3 separate regions of the Mus musculus genome follow, and regions 1 and 2 are each linked to region 3. Evidence: chromatin loops called from intact Hi-C (ENCODE). Cell type or tissue: left cerebral cortex. All regions are shown on one strand.

Region 1 (2,500 bases), 1.2 Mb after region 3:
CCTCTGCTCAGCCCCCAGACTTCTTTGGGCCCTACTTCCTAGTATATGGGGATATGGAACCTCTGTACAACTCATTGCTCAATATTAGATTGGAGGGCAGGAATAGAAGTGAGAATCATTTTTGTTGGGGATAAGGTCCCTATGGAGTTCTAGTATGAGATGAGAGAAGGAAGGGAGGGTGGCAAGAAAGGCTTACAACTGAGCTCCTCCAGAAAGTTCCCTGCTTCAGCAGCTGGTTAATCATTATCCTGACTTGGTCTGGCTTAGTCTCTCATCTGGGTAGCAGGTTATCTCTGGGAAACCCTGAGAACCAGCAGGTGTTCTCCGGCAGTCTTCTCTTCTCCGAACAGAGTGGTTGGTGTTGGCCTTCTCTGCTGTCTTCCTATAGTCCGTGGCATAGTACCTGACCCATTCACTCTCCCCTCTTCTTCTTTAAGCATCCCTCCTTACCTGTCCATTTGTCCAGGCTTTACCAATTGTTTACATGTCAGGGTGCAGCCAGCGACTGAGGAGAAGACAAGGGCTGGTTGAGTTGAGAGGTCTGGCTTCACATGGAACGCCAAGCAATTTGGGTACAAATAGTGACCAGTTTGTTTGAAAATGAGTTAGCGGGGGATAGAGAAGGGAGTTTGAACAAAGCCTCTTGTTCTTCCTACCGAAAGACTGGTTCACTAAAGACTCTGAACAGCTCTGGCCTGTGGTCCTGTTCTAGATATCTGAGGTTAGATCACTTGATAGGAGGTCCTCCCAAAGTACTTGGCTCATCAGAGCTGCCTTGCTGAACTCTACAGAAACGCAGGTAGAAATGGAGCATGTAGCTCAAGATACAGGCATGAAGGCGCACTTGCCATAATAGAAGTCAGGATGTAGACAAGGTCTCAGATAAACAGAGAGACAGGCAGGAGACACAGGGAAGATAAAGATACTGACAGTGTACTGAGATGGGAGAGCCAGTGACTGAGCCCCAGGCACAGGCTCCTTCAGTGAGCTCAGAGCCTGAGGCTCTGGGATGCAGGAAGCCAAAGTAGCAGGTTTTCTCCACTAGAGGGGACTCTTCAAAACCACAGGTTCTGAAATACTGGCTTTTGTGCTTTTTCTTTTCTTATTTGGGGGGAACCGGGGGAGGGGGGGCTATACTGGAAACCCCCAGCCATTACTGCTCAGAGACCACAACTGGAATGGCAGAGGGCAGAGCTGGAACTTTTCAGCCCTGTTTGGCACAGAGGAATGAGATTAGGGGAGAGAAGGGCCCAAGAAGTAAGGATCAGCTTCATTATAAAATGTTCACCAGGCTTACAGGGGAGGCTAGCATCATAGGGAATGTATAGGTTCCTGTGCATGCATGTGTGTGTGTGTGTGTGTGTGTGTGTGTGTGTGTGTATAGATATAACTCTGAGAGGCCAGCCCCACAGGACTTGTCTGGGTTTAGGGGGCTGAGAGAGGCTTAACCCATACAGTTCATGTCTGGGTGGCTAGGGGAAGGGATGTTATATTCAAGTCAGCAGGCAGTTCAGTCCTGGATGTCTCATCAAGTGACTCTTGCCTTTTTTTTTAAACCAGCAAGTAAAATTTTGGCCCATCCCCAAGTCCCTGTCACAGGCCTGCTCGTCTTCTTACTCCCTAATGTGGATTTCCAGCCAGTCTCAGCAGTGGCAACACTGCTCCGAGGGAGACTTTTTTTAAAAAGACCTTTCAGGAACTAAACGCATGTCAACGTTGTATCACTGACTTAATCTTTGTCTTCATATTCTCCCTGGGAGCCTGTCTCTGAATTCTAATTCCCCCTTTCATTTCAAAGGAGGACAATATTGAGGGAGAACAGGCATAGAGTGCAGAGGCTTCTCTCATCCACAGAGATAATAACTGTCCAATGGTAGATGGAAAAATATTGAAGTTTGGGGATGGGCAGGGAATCAGAGATCAGTGTCCCTCCAGATCTGATACCATCCCCTGATATTTAATCTCAGCTTCCCTCTGGCTTAAACTTACTGAGGGTCAAGAGTGGAGTGGAGGGAGGACATAGGGAAAGAAAGAAGCAAAACAAGATAAATGTGTCCGGTTATGAAAGTTTAATCCTGCTTTTCCTTGCCTGAAATTACTTTCAGGATGAGAGAAAGAACAGTAAGTTCAACTTGTCTTTCAGAAGCAGGGTGGGGAGGGGCCCTGGGGCACAGACTGAATATGTGGTAAGGTAAATGACTCTTTTCCCTCTATGACCCCCAACATGCATGTGTGTGCAGACTTGCACACAACACACATACCACACACACACACACACACACACACCCCTCAGAGGCTTCCAGAGCCTTCTGGAGGCCCCATTTCTGCCCTGCTCCACCTTCTGCGAAGACTCAGACTCACAGACTTTCTTTTTTATGTTTAAACAGCCTACCTTGTAGCTTTGGTTTCTCCTTTGGGTGTTAAGAGAACATTACTTGAGTATTTGAGCTACTGTTTCTGCCCCTTATGGCAAGCCACACAGACACTGAAAGCAGGAATC
Region 2 (2,500 bases), 1.6 Mb after region 3:
TGGCATTTTAGCCTGTGGCAATCACCAGCTTTCAATCTGACAGACAGAAATTAGAGCATGTAGCCTACAGACAGCCATGAGGGACCTAGCTTTTGTTTTTAAAGAGATAGCAGATAAATGGAAAGACTCTTACGGGCCAAGAGAAAAACGGGTGTCAACAACAGCTGCCTGGCTACTCCGTTGTCAGTGTGTAATTGACTGAAGAGAAAAACAAAACAATTTCTTCTTTTGCCCTTTAAGCATCACTAGGGGTTCCCAAGATAAGCAAATGGCCTCTTGCTTATGGTCTAGATTTGTTAACAAAAGGCTTGATTCTCTCATAGGAGTAGTTTATAAGATGGGAACAATGTAACTACACTCCTCCTACCCTTATCTGAAAATCTTTAGTCCAGCCTTTTTATTTTGGAATACATAATTTGATTTTTGAATAAATAATGAGATATCTTGAGGATAAGACCCAAAATCAAAACTTGTCTGTGCTTCTTATATACCATAAGCACATAATTTAAGGGTCATCTTATATCATACTTTTCAATAATTTTATACATTCAAAAATCTGTAGTATATATGCCCCACTTACGTCACCACATTAGGGATCACAAAGATTTAGATTTTCAAACACTTTATATTCTGAATTTTTTGATTAAGGGTGCTCAATTTTTATTTCAAATCTCACTGGGCATGTCAACAACAACTAAAGGCAGGACAATTATGAGTTGAGGCCAGCAGGGGTTACATTGCTACATTGTGAATTCTGGTCTACCCTGATCTATAGAAAAAAAAAAAAAAAAGAAGTAACTAAATAAATCACAGAAATCTCTAGGCCTCTGACAAGCTTTAAATTTCCTTTTTCCTAATCTTTTCAAGAGAATACCATGACAGAAATGAGGTGAGGAAGAAGTGACCAGCAAGGATACTTGCATGTTAACTTTGTTTTTCTTTTACTATAGGGAGAAATCAAATGCTCTGGAATCCGAGAAGTGAGGTTGGCCCAGGGTATCTGCCTGGAACTAAGTGAAGCATCTAGTTGTGTAAGTTGGCCTTGGTCTTCCTCCCACACACCCCAACCCCTCTGAAACCCTGAAGCTACCCTGAATTGGCCTCCTCTGAAAAAGGAATCTGGGACTTAACAGAGTCAGGCTATTTCTGATATTGGGTTTCGGCAGTCAGAGGCCCCATCTAGTGAGCAAGAAGGGCAAAAACAATTTAAATTGTGTTGTTATTTGAAGTCAGATTTAACCTTGCTTTTATGTTGAGAAATTCCTTGTCATTGCCCAGATATGAACCATTCAACTAAACTGTAACTCAAAAGACTTACATGTAACTCTTTAGTGCACACTGAATTTATTTTTGTGTTTATATTAAGTTTGTATATGATCTGGTACTTCAGAGGTATTTTATTTGTCCATTTTAATCTGCTGTGTTTTCATATTACAGTGCTTTTAATATCCAACAAGCCAGATCTTTCCTAATTAGACCACAGAAGGATGATTCACAACTCTTTTTTTAAAAAAATCTTAAAAAGTCACACAAATTTGAATAAGAACTTGTCTGAAATCCTTGAGTTTTTTCTAGTCTTATTTTGTATCTTTTATCATTTTTTTAATTTAAAATGTTTCCCTATTTATTCCCACTCTTCTTCAACATATTTTTTTTCTTTTGGGTAGGAATGGAACCCAAGACCTTGTACATACTAGGCAAATGTTTTGCTGCTGAGGTATATCCCCAACATTGTTTACTATAAGTTTGATGGATTTTAAACAAGGATATCCTAACATATATTTGCTATCATGTAGATATTAGAAAATTATTGGAGTCTAATATTTATCTTTAGTTTCTGTCTTTCTTGAATCTGTTAATTCTAGGAGCTTCTTGGTTGGTTCTTTTTCATTTTTAAAGTGAACTACCAAGGTATCTACTATGATGTGTTATTTTTCTCATTTTTTTTAAAACAATAGTGATTCTTATTTTATTTCCTTGTCAGACTGCATTGGTTAGAATGTACATGGCATGGTGTGAATTTTGTGTGTTACAGTAAATCCTGTTTCCTGACAGTAACTAGGCCCTGGAGAAAGAATGGATGTGAAAGAAAAAGTGCTGTTTTCTTTTACAGTAAAATATTTTCTTACAAATTGGGAATGCAGTGAAGGGAAACTTGTAGCTAACAGCTGGCTGCATGGTTTAGACAGACTTTAGGCTGTAGGGAACATGCCTTATTTATTTTGGCTACTCAAATAACTGGTTTCTTACCTACAGCTATCAGGTGGGTACCTCTGACTTACAAATCTTTTTAAACTACATATTAAAAGGATCCTTTAACTTAAGAGCATTTAAAAGTGACAGAAATCATAGATACAAGTTTTTAGAATAACTCAGTGCAGTTTTCAAAAACATTTAGGGTAAACATAAATAGGCAAAGTACAAGCAACAGTTAATGTGTGCCTGATGCCAATTTTTAACCTTACTGATTAAAGCTAAAGACAAAATAATCCCATCAGTT
Region 3 (2,500 bases):
CAAATGTGAGTTCCTGATTTCAGATCCCAGCACCAAGGGGAAGAGCTGAACAAGGCCACCTGTGTGCCTCTAACCCTATGCTGGGGGATGGGGTGGCAGAGACAGGAGGATTACAGGGGTTCACTGGCCACTGGCCTAGTTAACAAACAAAAGCTACAAAACCCATACCCAATACCACATCTTCCTCTGGCCTTAGTGTGAGTATGGGTAGGTACACTCATCCTTGCAACACACACACAGATGCACAGGCTCACATACGCATGCACACACACACACACATGCAGATGTGCATGCTCACATGCACACACACATGCATACACACATGCAGATGCGCATGCTCACATACACACAATGCAGATGCGCATGCTCACATACACATGCATACACACACAGAGATGCACATTCTCACATACACATGCATACACACACATGCAGATGTGCATGCTCACACACACATGCACACACACAGAGATGCACATTCTCATATACACACGCATACACACACATGCAGATGCACATGCTCATATACATACATACACACACGCAGATGCACACGCTCACACACATGCATACACACAGAGATGCACATTTTCACATGCACATGCATACACACACGCAGATGCACACGCTCACATATGCATGCATACACACATGCATACATACACACATGCTGATGCACATGTTCACATACACGTGCATACACACACAGATGCGCATGCCCACATTCACACACATGCAGATGCACATGCCCACATGCACATGCATACACACACACAGAGGGAGAAATGTTTCTAGTTGCTGATGTGTCTGAGTCATTGGCTCATTGCATACTAGTTCACTCCTTGCTTTATCATTGGTCTTAACCCCAAGTCTTAACCCCTGTTTCACCAAGGCAGCTTGGAGCTTTGCTCCACACATATCCCTAGGTCTGTGTTTCCCCAGCAGAGACTCAGCAAACAGCTATTAGAAGACAATGAAGCAGCAAAGACACTGGCTGGCCTGGCACGTTGTCTGGGCTCTGCTGGTCCCAGATGGCGCTCTTTACAGTGTCTGTAAAGTCCTAGGAAATCTGAACAGATTGCTACAACAAAGTGGGGCAAAGGGGAGACAAAGGACAAGGCTGAGAGGAAACAAGTTAACTCAAGCCCTTTGCTGGGCAGAGCGGCTTCAGAGACATGACAACCTGTGGTCAGTAGAGGGCAGTGTTGCCTCAGCGACTATTTTAATAACCACTTGGCCAGGCTCCAGCTGGCTCTCCAGAGCTTTGGCAGGATTGCTGGAATGGACAGAGGCCAGCCGGTCTGTCCATTTGAACAAAAGCAATAAAGAAGATAGACACCTGTGTACTTACCGTCTACATCCCATATTTCCTGTATAAAGCTTTGGCTTTTCTGTCTATCCTTCCTGCTGCTGGGGAGCCCACCCACCTTGGTGGCCACAGCAAGCGATGGGATCTTTGTTTAGTAAAGTATCTCTTTCTTTCTGCACTGTTTTGATTTTAGCTTCTGAGAAAGGGTTTAACTAGATAGCCAAGGCTGTCCTGGAACTTGTGACCCTTCAGGGTCTCCCTGGAGTGCTGGGATTGATTGCAGGGTGCCTCACTGTACCTGGCAGCATCTTTCTGGATGCCCATTATATTCTTGCTGTGAAGATGTGTCCTCCAAGCTTCTGCCTCACTGGCCCTTTCCTTCCTGGCCTCTCCATCTCCCATGTACCTCCCTCTCTGCTCTGCCTCCATATCTGCATGAGAGTGGGTGGTCTGGCTTGTGGGACCAGGTACAAAGCAATAAGGAGAGAGAAGATATGTCCTGTAGGAGCTTCCCATCTCAGGGGGACAAACTCACAGTAGCAGCACCCAGAGGAGCAGAATGGAAGAGTCTCTGCCACACTATGACCAGAGGATGAAGGCAGCTTGGCACAAGGCTCTGCTATTCTCCAGGATTTCCTTAGAGCTTTCTAGAAAACATCTCCTGCACATATCCAAACATCCTGCAAGTATTTCCAAGAGCCATTTCTTTGGTTGTCCTATTTGAGGTTCCTCAGCCCCTCCAAGATGTCTCAGTGATGCCAGACATGGTCCTCCACTTGGGAGGCAAACATCTAAGGCTCTGGGACTTGGTGATGAGCTCTGCAAACACTTGGTTTAACCAGATGCAGGGTGCCCCCTTCCAGGAAGGAGGCCATTTTCTACCACTAGGTTTCTAGAAGCCAGCATGTAGATATGGAAGCAGAGAGGACTGCCACTAGCCAGGCTATGTTGGCATTAGGAGATTAATGAGGCTGCTTCGATGAGGAATGTCTCTTCAGCCAACTGCTGGCAATTAGTCAGAGCTGAGCCTGCTGTGTTCCAGTCTGTCAGCTGGGTCCTGGAGAGAAACACCTCAACAATGGGCTGGCTCAGAAGGAAGGGGACCGGAGCTCAACCCTTACCTCAAGGTAGCAGTATGGGTCTGCACTGACCTTGAACTAAGCCTTCTCAGAACTACCAACCTGACACTGT

What was found. Hi-C counts contacts between places; a loop is a spot of excess contacts. Peaks named below come from ENCODE experiments on the same cell type or tissue, not always from the same donor. Only the 100,000 strongest peaks of a DNase experiment are listed, where the experiment ranks them.
Region 1: a loop joins it to region 3, with 2.7 times the contacts of the local background. A loop is called at or near these places in 6 of 42 quality-filtered maps.
Region 2: it touches region 3 in a loop (4-fold over the local background); 3 of 42 quality-filtered maps call a loop at or near these places.

What each region holds. Positions count from the first base shown.
Region 1 is chr1:194,623,593-194,626,092 of GRCm38, forward strand. The region is part of intron 1 of Plxna2 (plexin A2); the gene reads left to right. Among named protein-coding and RNA genes, the nearest start is that of Plxna2, 5.0 kb to the left of the region's middle. In left cerebral cortex, CTCF peaks have their summits at 1,019 (motif pointing right) and 1,222; DNase peaks (open chromatin) are centred at 997 and 1,578; H3K4me3 peaks cover 1,687 bases; H3K27ac peaks cover 884 bases.
Region 2 is chr1:194,949,989-194,952,488 of GRCm38, forward strand. It overlaps Cd34 (CD34 antigen), which reads left to right. Exons shown (of 8, transcript NM_133654.3): 4 at 951-1,031. Among named protein-coding and RNA genes, the nearest start is that of Cd34, 12 kb to the left of the region's middle. In left cerebral cortex, a CTCF peak has its summit at 1,199; a DNase peak (open chromatin) is centred at 1,140; H3K27ac peaks cover 233 bases.
Region 3 is chr1:193,385,120-193,387,619 of GRCm38, forward strand. No RefSeq gene overlaps it. Among named protein-coding and RNA genes, the nearest start is that of Camk1g, 16 kb to the left of the region's middle. In left cerebral cortex, a CTCF peak has its summit at 1,196 (motif pointing right); a DNase peak (open chromatin) is centred at 1,223.